2 separate regions of the Mus musculus genome follow, and region 1 is linked to region 2. Evidence: chromatin loops called from intact Hi-C (ENCODE). Cell type or tissue: gastrocnemius. All regions are shown on one strand. Each heading gives the region's core, and the rest is flanking DNA. Links, peaks and the distances in the headings are about the cores only. Region 1 overlaps Aopep (aminopeptidase O). Region 2 overlaps Aopep (aminopeptidase O).

The links. Hi-C counts contacts between places; a loop is a spot of excess contacts. Peaks named below come from ENCODE experiments on the same cell type or tissue, not always from the same donor. Only the 100,000 strongest peaks of a DNase experiment are listed, where the experiment ranks them.
Region 1: it touches region 2 in a loop (2.2-fold over the local background); 7 of 42 quality-filtered maps call a loop at or near these places.

The regions. Positions count from the first base shown.
Region 1 is chr13:63,179,429-63,196,052 of GRCm38, forward strand. It overlaps Aopep (aminopeptidase O), which reads left to right. Exons shown (of 16, transcript NM_001289926.1): 8 at 11,051-11,153; 9 at 11,638-11,745. Among named protein-coding and RNA genes, the nearest start is that of Gm30409, 55 kb to the left of the region's middle. In gastrocnemius, for the core only: no CTCF peak of the experiment used is centred there; DNase peaks (open chromatin) are centred at 9,127 and 9,480; H3K27ac peaks cover 895 bases.
Region 2 is chr13:63,225,478-63,242,101 of GRCm38, forward strand. Aopep (aminopeptidase O) reads left to right here. Exons shown (of 16, transcript NM_001289926.1): 12 at 14,610-14,678; 13 at 14,780-14,854. Among named protein-coding and RNA genes, the nearest start is that of Gm16907, 63 kb to the right of the region's middle. In gastrocnemius, for the core only: a CTCF peak has its summit at 9,260 (motif pointing right); no DNase peak of the experiment used is centred there; H3K27ac peaks cover 3,030 bases.

The sequences.
Region 1 (16,624 bases), core at 4,757-12,756, 46 kb before region 2:
GGCTGCTCTAGTGGTCCCTCTGCTAGGGCTCCATGAGGCTCTCTTGCCTCTACCACTAATCGTACCAGAATCCTGAGAATAAAACAGTTCCTGCCTCTGAGGCCTTTGAGAGCTCTTGCCTGAGACTGTGACCCACCCAAGCTTTAGCCTGTGTTGGTCTGAAGGTGTCTGCATCTGTGTCTTAGGATTCCTGCACTATCACTCCAGCTTCAGGCCTTCCTCCCTATCGACACACCCAGTTTGCTGTATTTGGACCTCAGGTACTAGCCGGCCAACTACCCCCTAAAAAATGTTAAGGCCCTCACCTCGCCAGGAACCACCTCTGCACTTTGCCATTCCAGAGACTAGCTGTCTCCCAGCTGCCTACACAGGTTTTCTGTGGGAGGCAGTCTCTCTCTCTCTCTCTCTCTCTCTCTCTCTCTCTCTCCACTGCATTCTTAAACAGCAAAGGTATCAGACATGTCTGGCATAATTTAACTCAATCCTATATCTTCATCTCAGGGTGGTCATTCCCTGGTTACTCTTCACTAAGTTTTATGAAGGAAGGCTAGAGCTGTGCAGGCCACTGGTTGTACAGCTAAACATGAGAGCTCTGCAGGCCACTGCACACAGGTACATGTGTGTTTTATTTTTGCAATAATACTTACTAGGGTTTCTTTTGTTATAGAAACCATCAAGAGGTAGGGCAGTCCAGAGTCACTACTTAGTTAGCCATGCTTCTTCTCCTCTCAAATACAAATTATAATACTATGTATTGAGGATCTCTCTCTCTCTCTCTCTCTCTCTTGCTCTCTCTCTCTCTCTCTCTCTCTCAGAAAAAGGGGCCATGACTTTGAAAGAGAGCAGGGAAAGGGGATTCATAGGAAGCTCTAGAGAGAAGAATGAAAAGGGAAGAGTGATATAGTTATTTCATAATCTCAAAAAGTAAAATATTAAATTAAAGAAGTTCATAATAGTCAAATCCCTTAAGGCAAGATAAGCCTTGCAAGTGTTTCCCTGTGAATATTCAGAAAATAAATTTTATGTGTATATATGCATATGGCTGCTTTGTATAGCTCTTATACAATATATCACTGTTAGCCTATGAAATATTTCCCAAGAGACATTCATATCACTACATCAATCTGCAGTGATTTATTCTTTATTGACCTATCTTGAGGATCCTGCACACCTAACTGCTGATTGAAGCAGGTATGACACACATTGCTTTATTACAAATTCTTAGCCACTTAGAACACTTCTTATCCAACCAGTACTTTCTCATAAACTCCTAGGCCGACTTGGTTTCATAAAGAACATGCTTGCTCCCTGGGCCCCATTTCATATCATCTAGTCAGTATTTTGGTCAGTAGTTTTGATCCAGAAATGACTAACAGAAACTGTGCAAGTATTCTACCAGGCTACCGCAAAGACATGGCAGAAGACAGCTGCCACATGCTAGAATCTAGTATGACAGGTTCCTTTGTTCTCTCAATCCAAAGACTGAGGAGAAAAGAAAGACAAGAGGAAGGCTGGACTTAGGGTCACCAATGTCTTGAAGGTCCCATTGGGTAATGAGGCACAGACGTGGGAGAAGAGGCATTCAGGTTGAACATGAAAGGGAAGGAGTCAGTGTTTTTCATGATATCATCTTCTGCAGAGGAAGTCCTAAGGGACTCCCCCAAAAGTGTTAGAGCAAATGAGAAAATTCAATACAGGAGGAGGCTGTAAGATGAAGGTATAAACCTTGACTGCTCCTATACATTCGTTAGGAGCATTTTGAAGATGAGGTAAGAAAAATTCACTTAAAATAATATCAAAAGAAGGATATATAGGAATAAATTTGAAAAAAGAAATACAGCACACGTGAACGAGTAACTGTAGTAACGAGTAACTGTAGAAGAAATGAAAGGCCAGAATATGTGGAAAGGCCTCGTCTGTATGACTCAGAACAGGTATGCTTCCCTGACCTGTGGACCCAGCATACTCTTCTCAAAATCTCAGCTCTCTGCTTGTAGACATAAACAAACTGATCTTAAAATTCATGTGGAGCTGGACGTGGTGGCATACGCCTTTAATCCCAGCACTCGGGAGGCAGAGGCAGGAAGATTTCTGAGTTCGAGGCCAGCCTGGTCTACATAGTGAGTTCTAGGACAGCCAGGGCTACACAGAGAAACCCTGTCTCGAAAAAACCAACCAACCAACCAAACAAACAAACAAAAAGACCGTGAGTCATTCAGGGTCACTGGATGTGACACTAGATTCCTGAGTCAAAAAAAAAAAAAAAACAAAAAAAAACAAAAAAACAAAACAAAACAAAAAAAACCAAATTCATGTGGAAATGCAAAGCACCCTTGTAGAACCAGAACAACCTTGAAAAGGGACAATAAAGTTGGAGAATTTATGCTTCTCAGTTTCAAAACTATCCACAAACTGCAGTGATCAAGACTGTGGTGCTGTCAAGAGGATAGACATGTAGAGTAAGGGATTCTTGGGTGATGGTTGATTGACACTAAACAAGCATGCTCAGAGCATTGTTTGGAGAATGCTCATGGGAGGATTTTTTGTTGTTGTTGCAGAAAGCAAGCATGCAGAGCACCTATAGGGTCAAAGACATCCATATTGGTTGCACTGAGAATTCTTGTCTTGGAGTTAGTAATGCTTTAATAGGCTAAGATACAGGGAGCTGGGCTGCCCAGGCCCCATACGGTGGCCATGTGTGTCTATTTCCTAGTGTCTGGACTGGAGTTTTGGCATATACCTTTAGGACCAATGAAATAGCTGATGACACATAGCTTCCAGGCAGCTGTGCAAAGAAAGATAAAAATGCAAAATGAGAATAGGGACCAGCACTGCCTAAGCATGCTGGCCTCTGGCCGAGACCTGTCCATTTTCAAAGTCCCAGCCTTGCTGCCTGAAGACTTTCCTCCCTCTATGCTCATCAATAAGTTGCTAACACTGAAACAACTTAAGTGTCCTCTTAGAGGCTTAGATAAAGAGAATATGGTAGATCCATGAAATAAACCATTAACTTACAATAAGAATGAGGGTTGTCACCTGCTTGAGCATGTCATGTGAACCTTTAATACAGTGTAACTTAGGAAAGGAACCAGACACAGAAGCCTACATGCTTATGAGTTCACTTCTCTGAATCATCTAAGCAAATCTGTAGAGACACACAGACTAATGATATCAAAGGTTGCCGTACTGAAAAGGGATTGTCCATGCTTATGGTGTTTCTGCAGTGTTAAAGAATGTTCTGAAGTTAGGTACTCATGATAGTTACACTGCCTTATGAATACAGTAGAAGTTATTGGATATGCCTTTTGTTTTAAGGTTGGTTTGCTTGTTTACATGCCCACCTACTTATTTATTGTGTGGTGGGGTGCTTGTGCATAGGTAAAGACCAGAAGAAGCCACAGTTTGTCTTCTGACACTCTCCACATGTTCCTTTGTGACAGAATCTTCTCCCTACACCTTGTGTTTCTGGTTTTCTCAGCCATGCCCCAGAAATCCACCTGCCTCAGCTCCCCTCAGAGCTGGGGGTTATAGGTGTGTGAAGAGGCCAAGCTTGTGTGGTTGCTGGGACCCAAGGTCCAGGCCTCACGATGCACATGTGCCCTTCACTGCTGCCACGTTTCGAGTTTCCGGTCTCTGGTTTTTGAGACAGAAGTTCTATGTGTTGTCCAGGTGGCCTAGAACTCATTCTTTAGCGCAGGGTGACCTCAGACGTGCAGTAATCCTTTCTTCTTTCCTCCTCCTCCTCCTCCTCCTCCTCCTCCTCCTCCTCCTCCTCCTCCTCCTCCTCCTCCTCCTCCTTCTCCTTCTCCCTCTCCCTCTCCTTCTCCTTCTCCACCTTCTCCTTCTCCTTCTTCGATATTTTCTTAATTTACATTTCAAATATTTTCCCTTTCTAGGTCTCCCCTTTGGAAACCCCCTTCCCCCTCCCCCTGCCTCTTGTATCAGTTTCTCTTGTGATGGAATTTCAGGTATGAGCTACCATGGCCAGCATAAATGACTCATTTTTAAAAATATTTTTTATGAGTTATTTTCCTCATTTACATTTCCAATGCTATCCCAAAAGTCCCCCATACCTCCCCACCCCACTCCCCTACCCACCCACTCCCACTTTTTGGCCCTGGCGTTCCCCTGTACTGGGGCATATAAAGTTTGTATGTCCAATGGGCCTCTCTTTCCACTGATGGCCGACTAGGCCATCTTTTGGTACATATGCAGCTAGAGTCAAGAGCTCCAGGGTACTGGTTAGTTCATAATGTTGTTCCACCTATAGGGTTGCAGACCCCTTTAGCTCCTTGGGTACTTTCTCTAGCTCCTCCATTGGAGGCCCTGTGACCCATCCAATAGCTGACTGTGAGCATCCACTTATGTGTTTGCTAGGCCCCGGCATAGTCTCACAAGAGACAGCTATATCAGGGTCCTTTCAGCAAAATCTTGCTAGTGTATGCAATGGTGTCAGCGTTTGGAGGCTGATTATGGGATGGATCCCTGGATATGGCATTCTCTAGATGGTCCATCCTTTTGTCTCAGCTCTAAACTTTGTCTCTGTAACTCCTTCCATGGGTGTTTTGTTCACAATTCTAAGAAGGGGCAAAGTGACCACACTTTGGTCTTCGTTCTTCTTGAGTTTCATGTGTTTTGCAAATTGTAACTTATATCTTGGGTATTCTAAGTTTCTGGACTAATATCCACTTATCAGTGAGTACATATCATTTGAGTTCTTTTGTGATTGGGTTACCTCACTCAGGATGATGCCCTCCAGGTCCATCCATTTGCCTAGGAATTTCATAAATTCATTCTTTTTAATAGCTGAGTAGTACTCCATTGTGTAAATGTACCACATTTTTTGTATCCATTCTTCTGTTGAGGGGCATCTGGGTTCTTTCCAGCTTCTGGCTATTATAAATAAGGCTGCTATGAACATAGTGGAGCATGTGTCTTTCTTACTAGTTGGAACATCTTCTGGATATATGTCCAGGAGAGGTATTGCGGCATCCTCCGGTAGTACTATGTCCAATTTTCTGAGGAACCACCAGACTGATTTCCAGAGTGGTTGTACAAGCTTGCAATCCCACCAACAATGGAGGAGTGTTTCATTTTTTTTAATGGTAAATTTTACCAGTCTAAAATCTTTAAAAGATTGATGGAATCAGGGAACATTCTCTCCATGCATAACAACTCTGAATACCAGTTGAGTTACCCAGCGACTGTCTGAGGGAGAGATAGAAAGTGAAATTAGGGCAGGGGGCACTGGGCAACTTTGGGCCTGGATGAGACCCAGAAGCCATTTCTAGTGTAGGGTGCTCAAAATATCTGCAGAGGTCATTGGTATGAGAGCTGTCACTCAGGTATAAAAAGGTGCAGTGTGTCTTCCTCATTTCCCTCTGAAGGTGATCCTGGCTATTTTTACATTATCAATGCTCAAAGGCCCTTTTGAGAAGCTATGTGTGTATGTTCTGCTACTAGCACTGAGCATTTGACAATCACTGGGTGTTTTGGTAATTCTGGTTTTTGCTCTTCCTGGCAGTACTATGGCAAGGATCTTAACACTTGATGTTTATGGACAGCACGAGATATAAAAGATCACAGTAGGGCACGGTTGCCAACAAGACTGAGAACTCTAGCTAAACTCCCAGCCACTCATCCCATGTGTCCAGCCGAAAAGCAAGTGTGCCTCACACTCGCGCCTGTAACCCCTCTTGCTGAGGATGCCCTTTACACTCCGCTGCCCCCACACTGGCTAACAGAACAACAAAGGCCCTCTGCTCTTCCTTGAGTCAGGCTGGGGCCTTCCTTCCCCTTCCCTCAAGCAGAGCCCTGTGTGCTGCTGGAGTTCAAGCCCTGTTTCTACCCACTTCTCTTCTCACAGAATGAAGCTGGGTGGAGCTTGCTCCATTTGCCTTTCTCCATGCTGGACAAACATGGTCTTCCATTTTTATATTTTCTAGCTCTTCTGATTTTTTAATTTAAAATTTTTGTTTTGTTATTATTGTTTTGGGGAAAGGAGGGGGAGACAGACAGACAGACATCCTACTCAGACCATCAGGCCATCATATTTACCTGTCTCTTGTTTTTGATCCGTTTCAGGCTTTGTTTCTTAGAGGGAGTTTCAGATTTGTTGCCATTCTGAATCATGTGGCATTTTGGGTTTGTGATGATTGCTGCTTGCTGCTTGTTAATTTATTAATTTCTTTGTTTGAGTCAGGTTCTCTCAGTATAGTCCTTACTGGCCTGGAATTCACTCTGTGGTCCAGGCTGGCCTCTTACCCACAGATATCTGCCTGCCTCTGCCTCCCCAGTGCTGGGAGTAAAGATGTGAGACGCCTGACAGTTGGTCCTTTATAAAGTTTCACTCCTTTGCTTTCTACCCAGCTCATCAAAATGTGTTCACTCCTTTGAGTTTGCACCTTTCTGCCAGCTGTTCTTTCTTGCCTGGTTTAGCAGGTGACCTCTCCTTCATGTGTTGCTCATGATCCTCTGAACACACCTCCTTCTGCCCCAAGTCATCTTAGCAATTGCCCTTGTCAGCAGCACTAGGGTGATAGATACTCCACTGGCTGCATCTAATGCAGGCAAATGGTCCTGCTAGGAAACTCCTCCAAGTAAACTCGCTAGACTCGCAGTTAAATCTATTTGATAAGCTTAGAGTCTCCCACACAATATTAGTTCAAGTGTCCACAGCGTTTGCCCTGTTCACTTTATTGACGCTGCAAGTGCTAGCTGGCAGCAAGTCTTTGTTCCTTTTGGCCATTTTATACACAAAGGTGTTGCAAAAACCAAATAGTCCATCCTCACCTCTGAGTTCCGTGCATTCTTCCCAGAGTGCTGTGAGCTGTGGGTGAAGGGTGGGTGCAACTTCCTGCAGCTCTAAGCAGCACTGGGATTTCACTGCTCCTTTTTGTGAGATGATGATAATGAGGTATCAGAGAACAGCTTAAAGACAAAGGCTGCAAAGACTTAAGGCTTCATTTGTATGCAGTGGGGTGTGTGTGTGTGTGTGAGTATAGTGTGCACTGTGTTGGTATGTTAGCAAGCGTGAAAGCACTTGTCTACATGCATCCTCTGGAGTGTCTTCTCTGACCTCTCTGTACCTTATGCGCTGAGGCAGGATCTCCTCGTTCTGGCTGATCTATCCAGCATTCTCCCCATCTCCACTTTCCACCTGGCACTTCTGTTGGTACTAGGGTTCATCCATGCTTGTACTGAGCTGTCTTAGCAGCCACCATCTCTTGATTTTGCTGATGAGGGAACTCTGCTTCATGGGGCTGCACATGGCACACCCACCCAGTGTTCACAGCCAAGTGTTTAGCCAGCATGCACTTTGCCTGTTAGTCTTCAAGGTGCCTATGGATTTCAGATGGAACTTAGAGGCAGTTTCTACTTAAGAGTTTCACTTCCTCAGAGTTAGGGTGTAAATGAAGCTCTGCTCCTTGTTGGGGTGGCTACCTTTGACAAGTAGCATATAGTGGCAGTTGGCAGCTGGCATCCACAAGCACAAGAGGGATGCTGGCAGATAATCTGTGTGAGCTGGGCAGGTCAGACAGAACCAAACACCTAAGTGACTAAGCACCTCACAGAGGCCGTTCTCTTAATTTTACCCCTGATCATAGCTGAGAAGGACCAGCCCTTTCTTAAGGCTCCCCTTTCCAAATGGAATCCCTATGCGTCAGATACAACCATCACTCAGAAAGTATTCAGATAGCTTCTGTGAGTGTGCAGGAGAGGCAGGGTAGAGTCGAGGAAGGTCGTGTTCACCTCGGTTGTTGTATTTGGTGCCAGGTACAACAGAAACCAAGAGCATATGAGCCCAGACGACCTTGGTAACTTGATCACCCACATTCCATGCATGTCAGGAGAGGGGTAAACTGGAGCCTGCTAGCTGCAGCATGACTAACACTTTGCTTTTACACCGTGGTTTTAGTTATATGAACTTCATCATAGGCTGTGCAGTGAGGAAAGAAAGCTTCTAAGAAGGAAAGAGAGTCTCTGACTCACTCCTGAGGATTTTGCGGAGCTATGTAAGGGCCTTCCTCTCGAGGAAGCCCTGGAGTATATGATCTTTTCTACCCACCCCTGTTCTTCAGCTCCTAATAGGCATCCTCACAACTCCTTCCTCATCAGGTTCTTGTAAGGGAGGCGGGGTGCTGAAGAGGACTCATAGTTCACAGCACAGAGGCCCTGGTCTTCCCCAGGCCACGTTGCTGTTAGTGCTACCCCAGCTTTCCATCCGCCATGTGTGCACCTGGGTATGGATAATGGACTGTAAAGGAAAGTTGACCTCAACACATGGTGTATATGTTTCTTACACAGGAAGCAGGCAGAAGGCAGGCAGTCTGGGCTAACGTGGGGCTCAGTTTATGCCAGAGAGAAGGTTTACCGTGGGTTTATCCCCTCTGCTCTCTGGGTACACTGACTCACTACCTTATGGTTGCAGAGTGGCTGCTACAGCGTCCTCTGTCATCTAGAGGTTGAGGGTGAGTGGACAGAAGAAGTATAGTAGTAAGCAGTTGTCTGCAGTGAGAGAAGCAAAAGTTTCTCCAAGCCCAACCTCCACTTCCTCTACTGCCCCCCCCCCTTGTATTTGTTTCCAGTCCTTTGTGGCACAAAAGTTGTAAACTCCATTTTGCTACCCATGTGTCCACTGATCTGAGGGAAAAGTGGATACTGTTTTATTTGCATGTTTTCTTAACTTTTAAAAAGTTTCCTTTTTGGGATTTCATTTATCTGATTGGGTTCTCTTGAGAGAAAAATCTCACTTTGTAGCTCTGCCTAGCTGCATATTGTCTCTTCCTGCTCCAACCTCTAAGATACTGGGACTTTAGCCATTCATTAGAATGCTCAGCTTTTCCTTAACATTTTAAGTTAAAATAAAACATGTGCAGTAAAATGCACACATCGTTGCTAGATTGCTCCAGGGAGTCATACTACTCATTCACCCTCTGCAAGGAGTCTGCTCTTCCCATCTGTAGCTAGAGGCCAGTGTTGCTGGGTTCTGGGATTCCAGAAGTAGAAGTGGGAAGGTTCATCTATATGTGCACCTGGTGGGTGTGAGAGCTTCCTCTGTGTGACTGTGAGAGGCAGGCTAGACTTGGTTCCTGCCTTTTCTGTATCGTGTCTCTGCATAGAGCTGGCACCATGACATGTGGCGGTATCCCAGAGACAGAAGCTCGTGGTCTCTGCTGATGGAGTGTCTTTCCTCCTGAAAGCCTCCTCCTGAGTCTTGCAGAGCTTGCCTGTGCCCTGCTCGCTTTAGCCCTATGTCCACTTTAACAGGAATCTCTGAGAGCTTGTATCCCTGCTAGGGATCCTGTCAACGTAAAGGACTGTTTTAAATAATTATTCATTTGGAGAGGAGGGAAGAATAAATTGTAAGAGGAGTGTTTTATGGAAGGTCATTTCTAGGCAAAAGGAAAAACAGCCATTAAAGGTGTCATTGGGAACCGGAGCTGGAAGCCAGCCAGTGAACAGAGATTTGCATCACTGTCTCCTCCCCTTTAGTAGTCTCAGTTCTGAGCACAGAAGCATGAGAACCTTGTAGTGAGTGCCTCACCCTGGGGCTGGGAAGCTGGACCTTGAGAAGGTGTTCTTCTCTAGTAAGACTACAGGTGGTAGGATTTCCCTGGCAAAATTATTGTGGGTTTCCTCATTCAAATAGTCACCTGGGCTTGAGAAGGGCTTGAGAGCAGAGACCTGAGTTAATGTGTATCAGTGGACTCGTGAAGTCAAAAGGGGTGGTGATTCAAGAGGGTGCTCATGTAAGTTCAGGATGCAGGAGAGAAATGGAAACTCTGGAGTCAGTTCCCATAGCTACGCATTCTGACTGCCTTTGCTTCAGACACCTGCTAGTTTAGAGCCTCGTGTCAGCTAGAACTATGCTCCGGGATATTCCACTAAAAATTACTAAGGGGTTCTTTACATAAAGCAATTAGAATATCTTACTACATTGAAGAAGTTGTTATTTTATTCATGGCCCTTGTTGAAGGGTTTGCACAGGACCTGGAGATGAAAGTAGAATTACTTCCACCATACTAGTTAATAAACTGAAGGTTCAAGAGCTTCTGCAACCTTGTAGTGAGTAGTAGATAAGAAAGAGAAACGCTTAGTGGGGTGTGGTGATGCATCCTTTGAGCAGGCTTCGGGGGGGGGGGGGGGGGAGGCACAGGCTGCCCTGCGTTCCGGGCCAGCCAGGGCCAACACAGTGAGAGCTCTCTCAGCAATTCCAGAAGACAAAGAACAGTTGATAATAAACCATCCCGCTCAGATGCCAAAGCCCTACCTTTCTATATTGTCCCTCTGACAATTCTCCCCTTACCTGGCATTAACACACATCTTCCAAAGGATCTATGGCATTTTAGGAAAGCTAAGGACATGGTGGAAAGTACCCTGCTGAATAATGAGGCAGTGGTTTAAATTATGTGTTACCACAAACCCACAGCAAAGCATCACACCCAGGATGCAGACACATTTATGAAACGAGTGTGTGATCACTATTTTCCTCCCTGTCCCCAAAACAAGAGCTTCTTGGACCTTTCCTATGCTTGTTTTTGTGCATCTCAGGTGGGTTCAGCATGCAAATATATCCTAAAGGAGACTTAAGTGTAGATCATGAGATGTGACTCTTTACAATTAACACACACACACACACGCACACGCACACACACACGCACACACACGCATGCACACCCACTCATAATTTTCCCAAGTGAACAACATGTACCACTGTGTCTCCCAGTCCAGTTTCCTTACCAAGAAGGTGTTCACAGAGATAAATAATTCATATTGGAGTTTAAGATTCCTGGAGGGCCTGGCAGGCTTTCATCTTGGATAAGGTACCATAAAATATTGCCAATAGCCAATGTTGGGTTGCCAGACTGAGTATAAATCCTTCTTGCTGAGTGTGTGAGTTTGTACTGTAAACTGTTTCCAATTATACCTGGAACTGTTGAGCTGAAGGAAGGCACAGCTGCACAAGTCTGAAACTAAGAGATGAGAGGTAATAGCCCAGTGAGTATGAATGCACTGCACTTAGACACGTGGCACTGTGTTATTCCAGACCCAACAAAGAAGAGACTGGCCATGTGAGTGCTTCAGGTGCATCTGTTGTCAAGCATGGACTCAATCCAGAGAAGGGCTTCATGCAGGTTCATTACTTAAAGGTAAGTGTGTCTGATGGCTACAGCGTTAGTTATAGGACAGCACTCCTGGGGCCATACAGCTGAACACCATGAGTAACATGGCTGAGGCGAAGAAAAGGGCCCCTGCCTCTGCAACAGCATCTCAGAGGGCCTAGGCCGAGTACTCACAGGTTAATTAATGCCAAAAGCCTCGAAACAAGGCCAAGCCAGTTTCCTGCTGCAAATGAGTAGAAACTAGAACAGCAGGCACCTCTGGACCAGGTGTGAACTGGACCTGGTCTGAAGGCTCTGAGCCTCTCTTCCCTTGCAGGGTTCAAGCAGAGGTGGTTATGACATTAAAAAAGTTGTTGTTGGCCCTGAAGTCTGCCCTGGTCAGAATATAAAAGGTGTCTGGGTCAGAGAAGGCCCAACATTCTGGATGCACTAGTGCCTTCCAGTAGACTCTGTAAGCAATTGTGATGACTCCTGATGCCATCTTGTTGTCTGTCTGTCTTTCTTCCCCCAGGGCTACTTCCTTCTTCGGTTCCTAACCAGAACACTTGGAGAGAAAATTTATTTTCCGTTTTTAAGAAAATTTGTGCATCTGTTTCATGGGCAGCTGATTCTTTCCCAGGTAATTCATGGGATCCTGGTGAATTCACAGAGTGACTACAGGGGCCGCAGCATTTGGGGATTAGATTATGTCAGTGCTAGACGGTAAAGAATTTACTGTTACATTTACTGCAAGAAGAGGGGCCTAGTGATACGGACTCGAAGGATATGAGTTTGGGGAGTGTGAGCTCCTGGTAGTATAGAAACCAGCTGTAACTCCAAGCTGTTCACCACCAAACACAGTTGCATTCTGAGTGACCTTATAAAACCAGAAAGCCCTGCTGGAGTCATCTGGGCAAGCCTGTCTCCTTCTGAGGCTGCAACCTCAGAGTCACCTTGGCCAGCAGCTCAGAGACTTGCTGTGAAAGCATGAAAACGAGATCTCAATTCCCAGCACCCACACAGCAATCCTGGGTCCCACAAACACCTAGAACACAACACTGAGGGGGCACAGAGGCAGGGGAATCACTGAAGTCCAACAGAGGAAGATAAGACCCAGGTACCTCCAGGGAGCAAGGATGGTAGTGTTGAAAGAAGATACCAAACATTATGGGCTGCACACATGCAGGCATGCTCACTTATACACATGTGCATTTAATTCTCTCTCTCTCTCTCTCTCTCATACATACACACACACACACACACACACACACACACACACACACACACCAAAATAAATAATGCCCCCAACAGCAACAAAGTCCTTGACTCAAGTGGTTTTGCCATTTCATTCTGTTGAATATCATTCTTTCATTGTGTGTGTGTGTGCATGTATATTTGTGCATTTGCATGTGTGTTTGTGCATGTGTGTGTGCACATTTGGGTCAGAGAACAGCATGTTCTCTCCTTTTTCCATGTGGATCTCAAGATTAAACTTTGGTCATCAGACTTAGCATCAAGTGCTACTACCTACTACTGAGCCAGTTCAGGGGCCCACATCCCTCTTATAAATTTATTTTTTGCTCACATTTTATGATGAAATATATATAAAATAAACCTTACCACAACAAAGTCCAGCTTGGTCTGGTGTCTTAGGGTTTTACTCCTGTGAACAGACACCATGACCAAGGCAACTCTTATAAAGACAACATTTAATTGGGGCTGGCTTACAGGTTCTGAGGTTCAGTTCATTATCCTCAAGGCAGGAACATAGCAGCATCCAGGCAGGCATGGTGTAGGCAGAACTGGGAGTTCTATTGTTCTGAAGGCAAACAGAAGAAGACTAGCTTCTAGAGAGCTAGGATGAGGGTCTTAAAGCCCAAGCCCACAGTGACACACTTCCTCCAAAAAGGCCACACCTACTCCAACAAGACCATGCCTCCTAATAGTGCCACTTCCTGGGCCAAGCAGATTCAAACCACCAGATGGGGTGAAGCCCCACTCCCTGCCACAAGCATATATCCGTGGAATCTTCCATCTTTCTACACTGGTTTGTGATGTGGATGCTTGAGAGCTGAACCCAGGTCCCTGCGCTTACCTACCATGTGCTTTGCCAACCGAGACGGCTTTCCAGCAGTGGTAGAGCTGAGTCTTCGGTCACATTTTCTGAAACCCCAACACTGTTCTTCATGGTCACATGACTACATTCTCACCGATTCCCCCTTGTCAACTTTTGTTGCTTTCTGCTTTTCCTTGTTGTTATTTTATTTTACTTTGTTTACTTTTTTGACACAGGTTTTTCTATATAGCTCAAGCTTACCTTGACTGTCTCTAATACTCCTACCTCCTAAGAGCTGAGATTACATGTGTGTACCACCACACTGGGCTTGTGGGTGCTTCCAAGATTTCATTTACCCAAGTTTAGTGAAAAGGGAAACTAAAGTGAGTTTGTAGTAACATGAGACAGAACTTCTGCTAGACAATTCTGTCAAGAAGCATCGCTACAAATGAGGTTCACTGATTCCAAGGGTGATTTCCCATCATGCTTGAGCCTGGGGAAGAGGAGGTGCATGGTCATGATTCCAAGGGTGATTTCCCATCATGCTTGAGCCTGGGGAAGAGGAGGTGCATGGTCATGATTCCTTGAGTTTCAATCTAGCCAGGATGCAAAGCAAGTTCCAGGCTAACCAAGGACAGGATGAGCCCTGTCTCAAAAGCCAAAAACACAAGTGATGTTTTGTTTTGTTTTATTTTGTTTTTAAAAGGCAGAATAGGCAGCTCTATGCTTCTGCTATGTCCCCAATTCTCTCATTTTCAGTTGTTACTGTTACATTGTTAAGGTTTGCTTTGCCAGCAAAAAGGATTTTAGTACTCACCACCACTTAACCATGTGTCTAGATTCAGGAATATTTTATTTTGATTCAGCTCTTTGTTGGCTCAATTTCATTATCAAATTGATGTTCACGTTGCAGTTTCCCAGGCTGTGTGGCTTCAGAGTTCTTACTGTTTAGGAATGCATGCCTCTCATCTGTGTCACAAAATAGCTAGGTTTAAATATTCCTGGGCCATGTACTCACTCCTTTGAACTTGCTAGACATCACTGGGGCTGTGTTCCTTTTCACTGCCTCTTCAGTCTCAGCATGGAGAGCCCCGCCCTGACCTTTATTTATTCTGACGTGTGCTGGAATGTCATCTCTGGGTCCAACTCACTTTAGGCTTGTTCCACAACCCCTCTCTGGTCTGACAGGTAGGTATTATGGATGGGGAGGGGTGCACAGCTGCAGCAATCACACAGAGTTTCTTTGGAAGAGTTTGACTCCCTACTCCTGAAATGTGGGAGCTGCCCCTCATGACCAGTGTCTCTCCTTTGTTCCTCAGATGAGGACGGCACCTGGGTACCTCTGCAGGTGCTCACAACCAGTTGTCCTCAGTGGCTCAATTCTCACATTTGTTTATCTCTCCAGCAAACACTCCAGGCCCTCCTGGCTAGGAAAAAAAAAAAAGGAATGATAAATCCCATCTCTTTGCAAGTATCTAGATATTTGAGAATTTGTGGGATCTGGGCAATTTACTAGTTTATCGACTTCTAAGCTGGGGAGGTGTCGCTTGCCAGCTAGAAACTGACAGAATCACTTGTCCTTTCCCTGGTTCACCTCTTTGAAGTTTACACCAAGGGCTATCCCTCTGTCCTTATTTAGTGACTATTGGGCATTTTTTGCTTTTTTATATATACTATTAAATTAATGTATATGAATTGTGTAGGCTGTTCTCATTTACCCTGCTACCTAGTTATTCTTGGCTCACCTGCTTTGTCCCTTCCCCGTATGAACTCCTGCTGTGCAGGATTCAGTATTGTTAGTCTGCCAGCCCCTCTTGCTGTCCTGTTTCCAAGATCACAGTGACCTTCCCCTGTAGGCTCACGTCTTAGTTCCACTGGGTCTTGTCCAATTATAATGTCTAACTTCTTCCTCAAAACTCAGAAGGGAGCAGAGGAGACGGTGAGGGAAGGCATATTTCTGTTTCAGCAGGCAATGAGTTGGGAAGGATTACTCTTACAAGTCCACCCAGGGCAATGGCAGCCTACAAGAGGGAGCAGGAAAGCTAGTGCGGTGTGATCAGATTTGGGTCTCTAAAAAGGAGTAAGAGGACCCAACTGGGTCAGTTCTGGTCATAGATGTTTTAGAGACTTCAGATGAGAAACAAGTGTCTCAAATGGGGTGGATCACAGGACAGAGTGTAGAAAGTACATTGCAATTCTCAGGGGACATCTTGGAGATTCCCCACATGTTTTTTTTCTGTGTGATTTTAGGCACTGGTTGCAGCCTCTAGTCTACCCTTGGAGGCAGGAATCCACAGGCGCTCCAAAATGGCAGCCAACTAGGGGGCAAGACACTGTTGAGAGAGAGAGAGAGAGAGAGAGAGAGAGAGAGAGAGAGAGAGAGAGAGAGAATGAGAATGTTTTCACAGGGGCCTTCATCACCACCCTGTATTTACCTAGAATTCCAGATTCTTGTGCATATAATCCTATCAAAAGGGGAGGGGCCGTGAAGCCAGTTGTAACTTGAAAATGTGAAAGGGTAGAATTAAGGTTAACTCTGAATTTCCTGCTTCTCGAGCAATTATATTCTTCCCCCTTACTATTAAGTTACTGTCATCTTCCTTCCACATAATTGGACATAAGTTACTAGGAAAATAGGAGATAAGTTTGTAGGTACTATACAGACATAATGGGGTGAAATTAGTAAGAAGTTATAATTAGAGTTATAATTATATAATTATAGTTCTTAGATTTTTAAGACTTAATCTTGTCAATGAGTTAGTGATCCACTAATATAGTGATTTACAAAGAGATCTATTACATCATGATAAATAACTAATGAACATTTTGCAAAATGTTATTTAAAATAATAGATAAATACTCACTCAACTACTGACCTATTGCCTTAGTCCCGGTAATTTTTAAAATAATAAAAGTAATGGCTTTACGACCCTCAAGGCCAGGCTCAGTGGGTGTAAAGTGCTTGATGTGTGAGCATGAGGACCCAGGTTTGTCCCCAGAACCCATGTATAAAAGCAGGTGTGATGGCATGCCTTGTAATTCCAGCATTCAGGGGCTGGAGGCAGATTCTGTGACATTGCTGACCAGCCAGCCTAGCCTAAGGCCAAGTGAGAGATCCACTCTCAACAAAGTGGCTGCTCCCGAGGAATGACACCCAAGGCTAACTCCTGGTCTCCACGTGCACACATGCACACATGCATAACCCTTACCCCACAAAAGAACCTCAGGGGAAAGTAATTCATCACATTCTAAATACTAGTACTCTTTTTCCTCGGCAGGTTTTTCTTTCCTTTCCTTTCCTTTCCTTTCCTTTCCTTTCCTTTCCTTTCCTTTCCTTTCCTTTCCTTTCCTTTCCTTTCCTCTCCTTTTCTTTTCTTTTCTTTTCTTTTGTTTTTTGTTTGTTTGTTGTTTGTTTTTCAAGACAGGGTTTCTCTGTATAGCCTTGGCTGTCCTGGAACTCACT
Region 2 (16,624 bases), core at 4,719-12,718:
TGAGCACTACGTGTGTGTAGGTGGACATGTGCTGGTAGAGGCTTCATGTGTGCCGGGCATGCATCTTACCCCTGAGCTGCTTCCAACTGACCATGTATTTTTAAAGTCAGCTCATAGGACTTATGTATGATTCATGTCAGAATGGCTTTCTTGGTCAAAGAGCATTAGAGAACTTTTTTTTTTCCTTGAGGGGAAAAAAATGGAAATTCTAAACTAGGCCAAATTGATGCAAATACTTTCAGACATGTGGCACCAGAGGAGAGAAATCTAGTATTTGTTTAGTAAACTGAAATAAATCTGTTGTGCCTTTTGAAGCAGAAGGAGAAGGAGGCAAGGACAACTAGCTTTGGGAAGATGGCGTCATATTCCTGTGGCCCCACTGAGAGGCAGACACAGGAGGTTACAGTACACTAGGGGTGGTCTTGCTCTGTATAATAGTAAAGCCCAAGCAAGCTAAGGCTGTGAACTAGAGCCTCTCTCCAACAGAAGAGAGAGATGGATTTGATAGTGAGTGGTTCAAATGATTTATCAAAGAGCTAGGCTGACTCCCTGCTAGAATACCCCCTTGCACTTGGGTCAGAGACCACGGGCCATCAGGATCACGGCGCAGCCTAATTAAAGCTCAGGCTCAGCCCACTTCTACTCTCATGAGTAGGTCTGGAATTGGTTGATAGGAACTATAATTATGTTATCCTCAGAAATGGCTTTTGTTAAACATTCCTTTTCTAAGTACGTTCTAAACACTTGGCATCCTTCGATTTCATATTCTTCACATACTTGGTCCAGATACTTGCTGTGATGTTTACTTTGTTCAAGCACAACAGTGTATCCATGTGCAGTGTGCTGGATATCAGGTGACAGACTCTGCCAGTGAGCTCAGTGTGTTTGATCAGCAAGGCACAGAGGCCTCTGCCCCAGAACCGGACACCTAAAAGGAGCTGTAGAGGTTGACTCTGGTATTTGCCATGTTCAGTTTGGAGGCTGAATCAAACCCCAGCACATTCACAAGTCAGCAAGCTTCTTTTGTAAGCAAGCCATGTGATTGCTATTAAGGTACTGCGTGAGGGGCCATCTTGGAACATGTGAGCATTATCTGTTTGTGTTTGTTTGTTTGTTTGTTTGTTTGTTTTCAGGCTTGTGGTGTTGTGCACTCATACAGACCTTTAGCATCTTTCATGCCCCTCATAGCAAGCAAGACTGCCCTGAAGGATTCTACTGTAATGAGGCTGTTCTGTCACGAGAGCTCTTTAGAAAGGATTGTGTAAACTCAGAAAACTGGAAGGAAGATAGCTACTGGAAATACATGGCTGTCCCTGGGAGCTACTCCACTTCAGTAAAAGCTGCCCCAGCTTCTTTTTTCCCCTTTTCTTTTCAACACTCTCTATAAGAACTATCTGTCTTTATATGAGCACAGTATCCCTCCTAAATTCAAGGAGCAGGCTGGGGAGTTGGTGCCGTGGCACTGTATGACATCACCTAGCATCACTGCACAGCTTGATGGGTAAAAATCAGTATCTGGGTTTTTGAGGCAGTGGCTCTCAATGGGGCCTTCCGAGATACCTAGGGCATCTTCTTCCAGCTCTTGCCACCAGAGAATCCCACTTTCAGAGAACAGGACTATTCTTCCTTCTCTGTTAGGAAGAACCATCATATGGTACCAGATAGGCTTGATATCTTGCATGGAATGTTTTTTTGGGCACTGCCTGCTCTGCTTCATCTTGTCGAATGCTTTAGAGTCACCAGCTAGGGACTCTTTCTAGAGAACCTGCTTTCCTCACCATGATAAGAGAAGCCCTGTGAGAAGAGTTGCTGTCTTCCAGCCCTTGCAAGTCTAGTTAGTGGCACAGCTAAGGTCCAGACTAAGATCTTTTTGTAATTTTTAGCAGTGTTTTTAACACAGGTTAACTCCATACTTTTGGTGAATATAGGTGCAACAGAAGCACACAGCAGAGGACCGTGGGCAGCCGTGAGGGCTCTTTCTCCTTGGGCCCGTCCTTATATACTGCCGGGCTTCTCCAGGTGCTTGATGGAAACACAGAGCCAGTCTCTTACCTGTCTCTAAAGGACAGCCGTGTGTATGGACTGGAGCTCTGCATAGGCAATATGGACCTTCAGTGCATCCAAGAGCTAATTGTTTCTGATGTGAGTAACTGCAGATTAGTTTAGTGTTTTGGCTTGGTAGATTAAGCCCATACTCTCTTGAGGCAAAAAAAACAAAACAAAAAAAAAATTAGATGATAAATTCCAGACCACCAAAATGAAAAATGAGGAAAGGCAAATGGTCAAACAAACAAGCAAACAAACACAAGGAGGTCTCTCTGTATCAGCTAAAGCGCTGGAAGGATGTTATCTGCATCCTCTTGGTGAGTTCCCATCTCAAGGCCCTGGCTTCTGTCCTCTGTGCTTGAGACCAAGCAGTAAAGGAGCACAGGTGGTAGGCAGCCAACAAGTGTGTCACAAGTCAGGGTAGGTCAGCGACTGCCCCATCACCAAAGTCCAAATGTGATTATAAAAGGGCAGCTCTCTTGCCACATGCCTCTGACAAAAGCTGATGCTCCCTAGTGAGAGTTTAGGTCATTCAGCAGAGGCTCTGCCCTTCCAGGTGTGTCCTCTGCCTGGACCTTTGCAAACAGATACTCGTCCTACCTAGGGTCCTGCAGAGCTGTAGCTGCCATTGTCACAGTGTGACACATAAAATGCAAGGTGATACCACTATGTGATGAATGAACAGTCGTGCAGCTGGTGAAGAGGTCAACAGTGTCTCCTTCAAGTTTGTGTTTTCACAGCCCACTTCATCGTGAGGTTCTGCTAAGCTGTACCGATACCCTATTGGACTCTGGAGGCAGTTCAGATATTGAGTGGAGGTCTGGAGCCATGTTGGTTACCACTGAGCTGTGTGACGCTGAGTGGAGCCCTTTCCTTGTTTGACGCCTCACTGCTTCTGTACCCTGAGTGAAGAGCAGAACCTGTGTCATCTCACTGGTTTTTGCATCATAGGCATGCCTGGTCACCTCTAAGAGAAGTGCCTTTCTCTCCTTGGGATCTGAGCTATGCTAGATCTGAGACCCAGTATGGCGGTTTGGGGGATGTTACCTACCTTCCCGCATGATGTTCTATAAACTGTGTCAAGAAATGCTGTTTCTACTCGCCTTTCTCCCCCACTGGGAGAAACCCCAGATGACCATCAGGTTACAGGGCCTGTGTACTGTGTGCCAATGACTAAGGAAGAAAGGTGCTGGTCTCAGATACTAACCTGTCTAACCAGCAAGAGATAAGAAAACTATACCAGGCTTGTTAGTCTCAAAATTTCTATAGATCAGAAAACACTACAGGTTCAGTTTCTCTCTTCATCGAGAGATATAAAAGCAAAATGATCCTTTATATCTATTACCTAAATGTTCTTGAGGAGGAGGCCCAGTGAGGTTGCTGTGTGGAGCACCAAGTCCTCCAGAAGAGGCCTCCTTTGATCTGGCTTTTAGTTTAAGCAGAGTCCACTGTGCCAGCCCTGCAGCCATGTTTGTGAGAAACTGCCACACTCAGCCTTAGGTCAAGAAAGCTGAGCATAGTTGAGGTTGGGATGATCAAACCCAAACAGTTTCCTACAATTATATTTTTAGTGCATCTATATATTTGTTACAGAGTGTGCTACATGCTAAAAATATTTCCCTTTGTAGGCCAATGGAAATTACAAAGCACACTGAGGGAACACAGGTAAGATAGTTTTTAGTGTGCTAGGGGCACCCTGGTTGTTATCAGCCTCAACTTTACAGCATGACATCACTCATGCCTCAAAGCATCACAACTAAATTCTTGAATTTCAACAGCTTTGTTGCCATAAAACCATAAAGGAGTACAGCAAAACTCAATATACGGAGCTCAGGACCAGGACTCCGGGGAAGTAAGTGACTGGGAGTCACCAGCAACAGCGACAATCCCTTCAACCTGGCTTCCTATTTCCTGGGATGTCTGGCTGCTGCCTCTCAGACAAAAGCTTCATCTCTTTTCCTTCCCTGTGTCCTTTCCTCGAGGTGCTTTCAGGCCTGCTCTGAGCCACCAAGCACACATGTGCTTCCCCTCAAGGCTCTGTGCTTGTGCTTGTTATAAAGTTACTATGAGGTTTATTATTCTCCAGAGTTCTTGGTGCCCCCTTCTCAAAGTATGTTTTGTTGTTGAGGTGGTGGTGGTGGTCTTTTGTAGTTGTTGTCTTAGTTTGGTTTCTGTGGGGGGTTTTGGTCACTGGTTTCGTAGTTAGAGATATTTGCCTGAGTTTTGGAGTTTTACATAAATCCTTTAAGAAACTATGGCAAACACAAGAATATGTAAGTTGTTTAACTATCTGAATGTAGTTTTTAAATCTCTAGTGTGTGAGTTTTTCTTTCTCTGTCACTTTTAAAAGACTTTTAAAAAAGCATTTGTTTGTGTGCATGAATGCCATATATATATGTGTGTATATATATACATGCAAAAAGGTCAGAGTGTATATCTGATCCCCTAGAGCAGGAGTTCCAGGAGGTTGGGAGCCTCTGAGTATGGGTGCTGCAGTCCACACTTGGATCCCCTGGACAAGCAGAAAACATTCTGCCTGCAGAACTTTCTTTCTGTCCCCTCCATTGATTTTTGAGTTGGAGTGTCTCACTAACCCTAGAGTTCACTGGTTATTAGACTGGCTGCCTAGCAAGCCCCTGCAGTTTTCCTGTCTTGGCCTCCCAGTTCTGGGATCATGGCTTGGTTGTTTTATGTTTTTTTCTATTTTTTTTTTTTTTTTTTAGTTTTTAGGGTTTGTTTTCTTTTTGGGGGGGTGTTCTTGTTTTGTTCTGTCCTGTTAATGAGTTTATGAGATCCACATTCAGGTCCTCATGCTTTTAACAAAGGGTTTTACCCATCGAGCCTTCTTTTCCAGCCCTAAGAACTGTAATTGTTTTTAATGTAATTTAATTCTTTCCTCTGTCCCATTTTAAATATTAGAAAATTCAAGATGAAAGCGGCTGTTATATGGGAGAGACTCTGTTAGGAGCATCACACATGATACTGATGTATGTCTACTCAGAAGTCTGTAAGATCAACATTGTTGCACCCATTTTATAGATGAGGCAACTAATGAGTCCATCTAACTTGGAAGCCCCTGTTAATTAGTGCTTTGGGTTTGCAACATTTCCACAACTGAGACTTAATTGTGCTGATACATTCAGAGGAGTGTCAACATGCCACTGTATGGTCAGTTTCTTTGTTTGTTTTGACACAGTATTACCATGCATCCTAGGGTGGCCTTGGACTCTTGATCCTCTTGACTCCATGTTACAAATGCTGAGATTACAGGTGTGACCACCAGGTCTTGCTTTGTTTTCCTTATTCCTGTAACAAGAGATAGCCTATTGTTTTGTATGAGAAGGGGCTACTAATAGAATTATTGATTCTACTTCATAATAACAGGGACCTGCTTCCTCTTGTCTTCCACTTGTCAATGGAAGGGGCAGGTGCTTGTTTGTAGTAGCTCAGATGGGCCACATCTCTCCAGGCTCCATCCAAGGACACTGAGTTCCTGTGGTTGTCAGAACAGGCTTTTCTATTATGATGTCACAACCCAGTTATTTGTGAGACCTTTGAAAGTTTACTTTGGTTCAAACTACCAGATAGGCTTTTGTCTGCAGGAAAAAGGTGGGGGTGGAGACTGTGGAGGAATTAAAGATTACCCTTGTGCTTGCTTCATGCATCGTCTCACTTCACCCTCAATAAAGTGTGTGACTCTCACAGGCTCAGGGAGGTTGTGTGGCATGAGTGTTTGAGAAGCCGAGAGAGGGTACCTTGGTCTCAGTTCTCAGGGGCACCTTCCCCATTACACCTGGCCGTTGACCCAAGACAGTGAGGCCAGATTCACAGGATATCACAGAAAACAGTGACAGCTAGCTGGCTGCACTAGCCCGTTTTCTGATGACCTTGAACCTCAGACAGCAAGGCAAAGAAGATAAGCAAAGCTAAAACAAACCGCAGCAGTTGTATAATAGGTTAAAACTCATAACTAGGAATGCAGTCTGGACAATGTGGAGCTTGTTGACCACTTATTCACCTAGTATGTATGAGGCCTTGGATTCTGTGGGCAACTCAGAGAAGTGGGAGGGTCCTAGGAGCCTGTTAGTCTTATCGTCTGAGGTATAACGTAGAAGTATAAATTGTCTCTTGCACCTGATCTCTTAGGGGTATCCATGATGCAAAGCTTTAATGTCCTGTAGAGCTTTTGCTTGTCTGACTGCTGAGCACAAAAGCTATGCTGTGTGTCGAGTGACTGGGTTGATCCCTTCTAGAGAGAAGCTATGTTTGGTATCTAAAGAACAATGAGGGTGTGCTGCTTGGCTGATCAGTGTGGGATCAAGTTCACATTCCCCAGCACCCACACTCCCCCTCCACACACGGTGGGTGGAAGCAGAGCAAGGAAGGGCAGGTCCTTTTTACCCTGGAGAGATGTGAGCTCTGGCTTTCCTAATATGGACACAGCTGGGCCTGGGGAGCATTAAACATTGATTTAATCCATGACTGGAGGAACGTCCCAGGAAGAAGAAATGGATTAATAACCAATCAGCACAGGCCCTTCTTCTTGTTTTCCCAGGGCACCTCCTTCTACGGAGCTAACTGTTCAGTGAACAAACACCCTGGAAACTGGCTTTCTATCATAATTATTTGTATTAGAGTTAGCAACCCTTCACAGTGGTAGACTGTACTTTCCTCTGTGTGTATGAGGGAGAGATTTTTATAATGCTTGTTAATAGAGATGATTCAGGCACAGTCTTCTGTTTGTAAATTGCAACTTATTTAAGTTCCTTTTAAAGGCCTGATGACCAACAATCTCTTCTGAGTGGGAAATTTTATAAAAGAATAGATTTTCTGGGGTCATAGACTTCTTACACAGCCCTTCCTTCACAGGCACATGGGACAGTGGCACATCCACTCGTGCACACACACTTCTGCACACCTTGGCACATGGGGCAGCGGCACAGACGCATGCACACACTTCTGCACACCATACCATGCCATGCCAAATCCCACCCCATGAAATGAAGGGAAAGTATCCACATGTGCTGCTGGCTTTCCAGCTAGTAAAATACCATCAGACAATATATGTGTGTTTGTGCCTTTGGGGAGATGTTTGTCATTAATTCTCCCAACATGCATGCATGAGGGTGTGTGTGTGTGTGTGTTTTCTAATCAAGGGAACCCATTTGGCTTGAGCAGGCTACCCACAACTTAAGGAAGTCAGCCAGCATGGCTACTCTTGAATGAAGCAATCCCTTTGTACATAGCAACGGGTCTTTTCCACTGGAATAGGCCTCCTCCCTGATTCTAGGCTAGATCTGTAATCAGACCATGGGAAGTGATACCTTCTGTAGACAGTGCTCTAGGCCAGCATTAAACCAGCACCCCCCCTCCCCCTCCCCCTCCCCCCAAAGACACGTGTCAAGGTCTTTGTGCAAGACCCAGAATTGTATTAACCATGAATCTCAAAAGTATTCCTTGCTTCTTCATGGGAGGGCCATTGAAATCTTATATTGTTTAAGTCTTTTTGTAGGCTTGTTTATTCATGTCCTTAGTTTATTCCTAAATAGAAGTGATGGGAAATGCTCCCTGTGTCAGCCCAACAGTCCATCCTCTTCATCATCATGTCTCCCTTCTTTCCACCCATGGGAACTTGCTGTCATAGAACACAACACCCTCTGTGTCATTGGCCTTCAAAGTTAGATGCCTCCCAAATATCTATAATTTTTTTTTGGTAGCTGTTACATATAGGACATCATTAAAAACACCCAAATTAGTGTTTCTCAGCACTGTTAGCACATTGAAATTACTGAAAAAGAGGACATTAAGATGACTGTGAGGCATAAATCATAGAGGGCCCCAAATGGTGAGATTTGTAACACCCCTACCCCAACACTCACCTCATATCAACACATCCCCTCACACCACACCACACCACACCACACCACACCACACCACACCACACCACACCACATACCCACACTGACACATACACACATACCCGTATTTATACTCTCTCTCTCTCTCTCTCTCTCTCTCTCTCTCTCTCTTACACACATACACACACACACACACACACACACACACACACACATTGTGAGACACATACACGGTGATTCTCAAAGAGGATTTAGAGGTAGGAACTGCAGATGGAAAGCCCCTGTATGTGATTTAGTATTTCACCTATGATGACCCTTTAAGGTTATAGTGTCTATGAGTAAATGTCAAGGTGACATGAAGAATTACAGTCAGGGGCTGGGGAGATGACACACTCAATAAAATGCCTGCCATGCAAGTGTGATGACCTGAATTTGATCCACAGAACAGGTATAACAAAGACCGGGGGAGGCAAGGCAGCCAGACTGTGGCCACCTTGTCAAGCTTCAGCCCAATGAGAGACCCTGTTTCAGAAACTAAAGTGAATAGTTCTCAAGGGACAGCGCCCAGGATTGACCTATTGCCTTTATGTTGACGTGCACACATGCATGCACATCTGCACACACACATTCATACACACACACACACACACACAAACTACAGCCATACTTATGGTGAAGAATATATGATAATGTCTCTTATAGCAGATGTTATGGGGTTGGGTTACATTTTGTGGTCTGTAATTTGACCTGGGATTAATCATATCCATATAATAAACAAGATTTTTAAAGGGACATGGTCACAGTGGATGTTCCATTCAGAACTTAAGGGCCAGGCTATATGAAGTGATAAAGGCACTGAAATTACCTAAGACCCATTGTCTCCATTCTTAAGCAGTGACCCCAAGCGGCATAGGCAGAGCAGCTTAAGTGTCCAGTGCTGTGTAAACTGCTTCTGTTGATAGTGAGCTGTTCTGGTTTTCTACCAGTTGCAAGGTTCTTGAGATCTCTGATAGCTGGCACTTCAGAACACCTTTCCTCTGGCCTTGATATCATTAAACTGGTCAACATTTTCTCCTCGCCTCTTCTCTTCTCTTCTCTTCTCTTCTCTTCTCTTCTCTTCTCTTCTCTTCTCTTCTCTTCTCTTCTCTTCTCTCCTCTTCTCTCCTCTCCTCTCCTCTCCTCTCCTCTCCTCTCCTCTCCTCTCCTCTCCTCTCCTCTCCTCTTCTCTTCTCTTCTCTCTCTTTCCTTCCTTCCTTCCTTCTTTTCCTCCTCCTCCTCCTCCTCTTCCTCCTTCTTGAATGGATGAGTGCTCAGCTGCATGTACACCTGCATGCCAGAAGAGGGCATCAGATCCCTTTGTAGATGGTCATAAACAGCCATGTGGGTGCTGGGAATTGAACTCAGAACCTCTGGAAGAGCAGCCAGTGCTCTTAAGCACTGACTTGTCTCTAGCCCCATGGTCAACATTCTTAAGACACCTCTGTGGTACATATGTGGTATTATCTTTACTGTTGTTGTTTCCTAATATTTTCTTTGAACTTCATAATGAACATAACCATATGGCTTTAGCATTCATATGTAACTTCCAAGTATTGTATTAATGGAGAGAAATGCTGGAAACATGACATTTTCCAGCTCACCAAGGAGAAATGCAAATTAAAGTGGAAAGAAAGTAAAACCCAATACTTTTATTTATTCAGACCTCTCCTGCTCAAAATGGAGTTAAGGCAGCTTCCAAAACAGAATGGCAGAACTTGGCAGGAAGATGGGCAAGGAGCTTAGGTAATATCCAGCAAACTGTCCCTGAGGTTCCTGTTCTGGCTAAGGAGGACCCCAAAACTCCATGCCATGAGAAGGATGACAAGAAACAAGGTGCCTTTGTCTGACCATTCCTGACATTGGTACCAGAGAGAAGTAAAACTGAGGGAAGAAATAGCCAGGTCCCAGTCAGCACAGCAGTGGATTTACAGGGCTTTTTCTCTTGATGCCCCCCCCCCATAGGGGTGGATATCATCTCAGCAGATCTACATGGTAAGAGGTCATGCCTAGAGCACAGGAAGATGGAGTCCTTTACAGGGCCAGCTTTATAGAGGTCTGACTGGACCTAAGCATGAACTCAGCCACATCCCCCACCCCTCCCCAGGAGAAGTTTCATCATCCATAGTCTGGGAAATGGGCATGAGCCTGTGGTAGGTGTGATTGTTTTGTTTTTGTGTTGTTTTTTGTTAGCACAGCACCATTAGTTAGCCTCCCTCAGCTCCTTATTGAGGATCATGAGCTTACAGCAAAGAGCACAGTCCAGTAGAGGAGCCCTTGGCTAGGGTCCATGTGCCCAGGCTCAGCCCTTAGTGCTAAAGTACAGGGGAAGGGGACAGCAGCATCTTACACACTGTCCACTAGCCTGGGCTCGCAGAGCATTCTGGGTAGCATTGATGAGGTCAGGGCAGCACTTACAAACAGGAAAACAATCTGGGCAGGGAGCTAAGCCTGCGGTGGCCTACCCGGTGTGATCCATACTTCTGTCCTGAAAATTGGGCTGCAGGATTATATCCACCTGACAGGGCTGAAATCTCCCTCAGAAAGAAACTAAGGCCTCCGTCATAGCACCGATGAAGAAGACAAAAAGAGTATGCTTTCTTCTAAACTCAGAGAAAACAACACCTAAGGTGTGTTACATTCAGTCAAAATTTAAAGCTGTAACACTCGGTCAGGGTCAGTTTTAATTCTGACTTGTTCCTGTTGCTTCATCTATAGGTAACTATATCTGCAGACCCTGCAGACACCCTCTGTCCTGACGTTTTGTTTTGTTTTATTCTGTTGCTCAGACTGTCCTAGAACTCACAATCCTGCAACAGTCTCTCCAGTGCTGATGCTATAAGCCTGGCATAGGTTAGTAACAGAGCCCTTAGATCCTTTGGGAGCCAAAGTCCTTGGCTTCTCTCTACAGATGGTTCTCCCTTGCCTTTGCCCAGGGGAGCATAATTTGCTGTCTGCTGGAATAATTAAAGGGCTCCCTATGTTTGCCCTACAGGGCTTCCTGTGGACTCTCCTCATTCCTCTGTGTTATGCTTCGTTCACCAAATAGAAGCAGGAAGAGAGCACCCACCCAATCAGTACGAGATTGGCATCAAGACCCTTTTCCCGTGAGAGAATAACTTCCTCTTCCACTAAAAAAAAAAAAAAAAAAAAAGATTGAAAGAGAAAACCAAAAAATACTTTCTCTGTGAAAATAATCTCCAGTTTCTGTATTTAGCAGGGCTTTTGTTTAAAAGCAATGGCATTTCCTTAGGCTCTGAATTTTTCTTTGACTGTTATGAACTGCTTTGACAAAAAGTTTCTTAGAAAAACTTCCTTTCCAAACATGCCTGTCAACTAGCTGAGGCATTTAAAAAGATATAATCCAAACATAAAACAGTCCATTTTTAAAGGATATCTTGAAAGTACGTTTGTCACTCTGGAGTATGCTAGACTATCTGTCCCTGACTGCAAATTTTCAATGTGTTTAAAGGTTTCTCCATAGTCTACTGACATTTGCATTAACTCATAAGCAAGAAGGGATTTAAGTAGACACCAGAGAAATTTATTCAGGTTGTGTTGAACAATAAGAACATTAATTTTTCTAGTGTTATATCCTTCATTCTGGGTTAAATTCAGCCCTCAGCACCAAGATGTAATTTGAATTAGTGGTATATAGGGACCTTTTATTTTCTTTTTCTTTTTTTTTTTTTAAGATTTATTTATTATTATATGTAAGTACACTGTAGCTGTCTTCAGACACACCAGAAGAGGGAGTCAGATCTTGTTACGGGTGGTTGTGAACCACCATGTGGTTGCTGGGATTTGAACTCTGGACCTTCGGAAGAGCAGTCGGGTGCTCTTACCCGCTGAGCCATCTCACCAGCCCGGGACCTTTTATTTTCAATTTTTGTTTTTTAAGTCATTTTAGAAATGTGTCCCTCTTTTTTTTCTTCAAATGTAAAAGTCTGTGTTTTTTTACAAATGGTGATATTCCAGCAGTTAGAGAAAGTGGAGTTAATTAGAGACATAATCATTATAAGATTAAACCACCCTTAAACTGGATACTGTGTGTTCCTCTGTCCCTGTCTACTTGTATTTAACTTAAATAAAATTTTATTACATTTATTTATTTATTACTGTATGAGTGTGTGCCAGACAAGTGCCATGGAAGGAGTGTATCGTTGCTTCTCTCCTTCCACCATGTAGACCCTGGGATTGAACCAAGGTCGTCAGCTTAGGAGCAGGAGCTTTGATCCACTGAACTCTCACTCTAGCTCCCTTCACTGTTAAGACATCGAATATCTGTTGTGTGTTAGGCCCTGTTTTAATGTCTAGACAAAAATCAAGAAAAACAAACAAACAGGATAGAGCCATTCCAGGAGCTTAAAGTATCATCAGGGAGATAGATATTTAATCAGTTAATAATAAAAATAAATAACAAGGTGGCAAGATGGCTTCGCAGGTTGAAGGTGATTGCTGCAAAGCTGACAGCCTAAACTTTATCTCATATCCCACGAGGTAGGAGAGGCCTGACTTGCACATTATCCTCTGTCTCTACACACATGACATGGCATGTACACACACACACACACACACACTTCGCCCCACCTACATACCCACATGGTAGATTAAAAATTAATAGCCATAAAAATCGTGCCGTACTGAGTAAGCCTAATATAAGATGAGGGCTTGATTTCAGTTTAACACTGGCTCTTCAGACATACGAAATGCAAAGTGTAAGTGCGTTTTATAAAATATGCAATGGAAATGATGAGTGTGTGTGGGAGGGGTGTGAGATACGCGCTTTCAAGATCTGAAACTTAACCCTGCTCTAATAATGAGGCCTCAGTGACAGAGTTGCAAAAGGTGATACAGGCAGGGTGCTACTAGAATACTGGGGACTATTGGACTTTGAGCTGGATAGGGAGGAGAAACCTTTCAGACATGATACTTCAGGTAGAAGCCAGAGGCAGGCCATGCGTTTCCAGTAAAGCAAAGGGATGGGATTGTAATTTCCTTTGGAAAGACTCTCATGGCTTCTCTATAGAAAGGACTATGGGGCAAGGGGACACATTAGGGGACCACTCAGTCTAAGTCAGTGCTCCTGCGCACTCCGGGGCTGGGCAGGGCTAAAAGGGGCTGTTGGTGAGGACCAGAGCTCTAGATTTTGGTTCCTAAGATATTACCAGTGGCTCTGTGGGGGTTATGGATTTGAGCACAGTTTCACATACACATGTGATTTGAGATTACAACGAAATGAAAATTGTAGGACCAAGGGGGAGTGGGAGGGGGGAAGCCTTTAAATGCTTTAAATGCTATCCAGCCATAACAAGTTCTTATAAATGTCTGTGTACAGCTTAATTTGCAATAGTTACCTTTCTTACTAATAATAAACTCTTTGCGTTGAACTCCTTATGTTAGTGTTCCTAAGGGTAGTAAACACCCAAGGGGAAAAATTAATGATCAAAGGCAGTGTCTGCCAGGATGGATGTATATTGATTCTGGAATTGTGAGTAGCAGCAGGAAGCTTGAATACTTCAAAGTTATCTTTCTGTTTAAAATTAAGTAGATTTCTGCATGTTGTTGATAATTTTTACCGATTTATGTGTGTGTGCTTCCCCGCTTTCCAAAGCATTACATATTTCTATGCATTCCCCTTAAAGCAGGGTAAAGTTGGATGTGATGGTTGTACCTGTATGTAAGACCGCTTAATATACGTAAGATACTTAGCAAATGAACATGCATTTTTGTACCTGGATAGTGAGGTACAGAACTGACTGCATCCACTTACATTCTAGAGTTTTGTTGTTTTTGTTTGGTTTACATTTCTGGAAATACAAACACTGCTAAGATTCCCCTACACAAGCAGGCCTGTTGTCTATTTTAGGACATAGCCATCTTTAGTGGCCACACGAGGGTCTGGCTGTGCTTGGGAATGGAGGGTACAATAAAGTTTTCCATTCTGATGTCTCATTAAGCAGCTCCTCTTTGTGTAAAGTACTCCATGGCGAAGTTGCTTCTATTTAAAGTCCGGAGTTTGATCTTGCCTTTGATCCAAACCTTTTGATCTTGAAAGAAGGATGGAGTAGCAATAAAGAGGGCCCGACAGACTTTTTTTTTTTTTTAAAAGAAATGTGATAAAGTTAAAGGGCAGCAGAGTCAGCCAGCCCAGGCAGCACAGCAGCCTCTCCTCAGGCCTGGCTGGCACAGACGGACAGAGGTACATGGGGCGAGTCCATCCTTAACTGTGGAACAGGAGGACCCCCCTTCCATGTGCTTGGTGACACGTGAACACTGGACTCCCTAGGTCACCTGCCACCTTGGTGGTGCTGGCAGAAAACTTACTTTCCCTCGGAATCCCGAGCTCAGGGTCCCTCCATTCCGTAACCCGAGCCTCTGACTAGACCCGGGGGAGTGTTGTGCTCGTGGGTGGATGGATGAATGCATGGATGGATGGGTGGGTGGGTGGGTGGATCTATGGGGCGAGGCGCGTAGGGGCACAGGTCAAGGCAGAGGGTGCTTTCTGAGAACAATAACAGCCAGGACCTGGGAGCCTACACCTTTAAGGCAGGCCCCGCCCCGCCCGCGCCCGCCGGCCCGCCAGCCCGCCTGCTCGCCCGCCCGCCCCCGCCGAGGTGTCGCGCTTGTGGCGCTGGGCTCGGTGAACTTGACTTGTTCTCCCCACAGGCGCTGCAGGAGGAGCGCAAGGCCGAGGACTGCTCGCCGAGTAGGCTCGCACGGCAAGTAGGCTCCGAGGTAAGTACCAGCGGGCAGAGGTGGCAGCAGCACCGGCTGCTCAGGTGAGGCGGACCCCCGTACCTCGGCCTGCTTGAAATGCTGTTGGGTTTTGACTTCAGGTGGCGAAATGGATTCGAGTCAACCGCAGACCCCGAAAACGCAAACGAGGGAAGCGAGAAGTCGCCTTTGAAAAGGTAGGAGGCCCTGGAGGGTGCTGCTGGGAGGAGCTCCTGTGTGCTGCTGAGCCCAAGATTCAGTCTCCGCTAGAACAGCGTTTGGGGAGTTTGTGCTTTCCAGCAAGAAAGCTTTACTTGTGTGGGAAACAGATAAACAGCGGTGTCCGCCTTGACCGGGATGGGGGGCTGTCACGTGTTCCGTACACTGCAGGGGTGCCTCGAGAAACGAAAGCTTCCAGGCAGACATCCACAGGCAGGCATCAGCACATGGGCCCACACAGCCAAACCCCTATCAGGAATCCTGTGGGAACTGGAGACCGGCAGTGTGAGAAGTGGGCAACTTCAGACATGCCAGGACCAATTTTCCTTTTTGCTCAGCATTTTTCCTCCTGAATTTGGAATTTTAATAGTTACTTTGTAGACCTTGCTCGCTGCTTCCTGTTGTGAATGCGTGGGGTTGAAACTTGTGATAATTTGAAATCAGGTGAGTAGCCTGTTAGCCCTTTTTCTTACTTACTGGAAAGGGGGCAAATGTTAATGACATGTTTTGGTTTTGTCAATTTTGCTTAAATATACTTTTGCAGTTGGGCGGGCAGGAAGACAGTTATTGCACTAAGGGACTAAAATAGCGGTGTGTTGTTCTGCTGCTGGGATAGATGATGAATCACTGGGCTCTGAAGCCAAATCCTCGCTGATAACTATGCTACCAGCTCCTGTGTTGCCTTAGTATGGGCATTGAGCGTCTGAGAACATGCACAGAGCTCACGGTAATGGTGATGTGAAGTTTCAGTATGCACTTGAGGGCACTCAGGGCCACTCAGAAGAGACCAGGCAAAAGAACTAGCTAGGCATATTGCTGGAGACATGCAAGGGGCTCAAATTATGTGAGAGTGCTCTCCCTCCCAGCCTTGTATAGAGCAAGCTGTGTGTGTGTCAACTAAGTTAACAGTGATAAGAAACCAACTCTTAAACTTACGGCTTTGGAGCCATACCTTAGATGCTATGGCAGGTTGTGATTGTTGTTCTCTCACAATTTAGGTGGCTTTAAAAGGTTTGTGACTAATGAATGAGATCATAAAATAGCTAAAGAATGAAAACATGGTATGCCTAGCACTTGAACAAATGTTTGTAGGTATAATTATTAAGCAAGAAATAAGATCATCCACACATGGAAATAGGAGGCATTATCGAGTACTTGGTAATTCCACTACCAAAATCTGAAGCAGTAACTGTCTCTAAGAATTGGGGAGGCAAAAACAATGGAGGCCTCCATCTTCCAGTACAGTGGAAGCTCTCCCCCAACCATCCCTTCATTGTGCCCAGATAGGCCCACTGGAAAAACCACCTCTGACTTTGTTCCTAGACAATGTGGGTAGTGGTTTTAAAGAACTTGAAGCTGAATTGGATGGCCTTCCCTTCTAGGAGTGCAAGGACATCTGGTGTGCCCAGAGATATGTGTTTGTGTGGTATCCCCACCTCTTTTCCCCCCCGGCTAGCCCAACAGGCACTTTCCCTGTCACACCTGGGAGAAGAGTCTGACAAGGAAGGCAGGCACTGTGCAGGACCAGGTGAGCAGTCAGATCTGTGACCCAAGGGCATTAGAGTGCAACCTGAAAGGCACAGGACCTAGGGGATTACTGAGGTGAGCGTTCATGCCAAGTCTGGTGCTAGGACTTGATCCTGTTGCTGGGGGGCCTTGAAGTAGGTCGCTCACTGTTGATTCTGATAAGTTGCCTGGCTTGTACCTTAATACCCAGCACTCAAGAGGCAAAGGCATGAGTTTAAGGC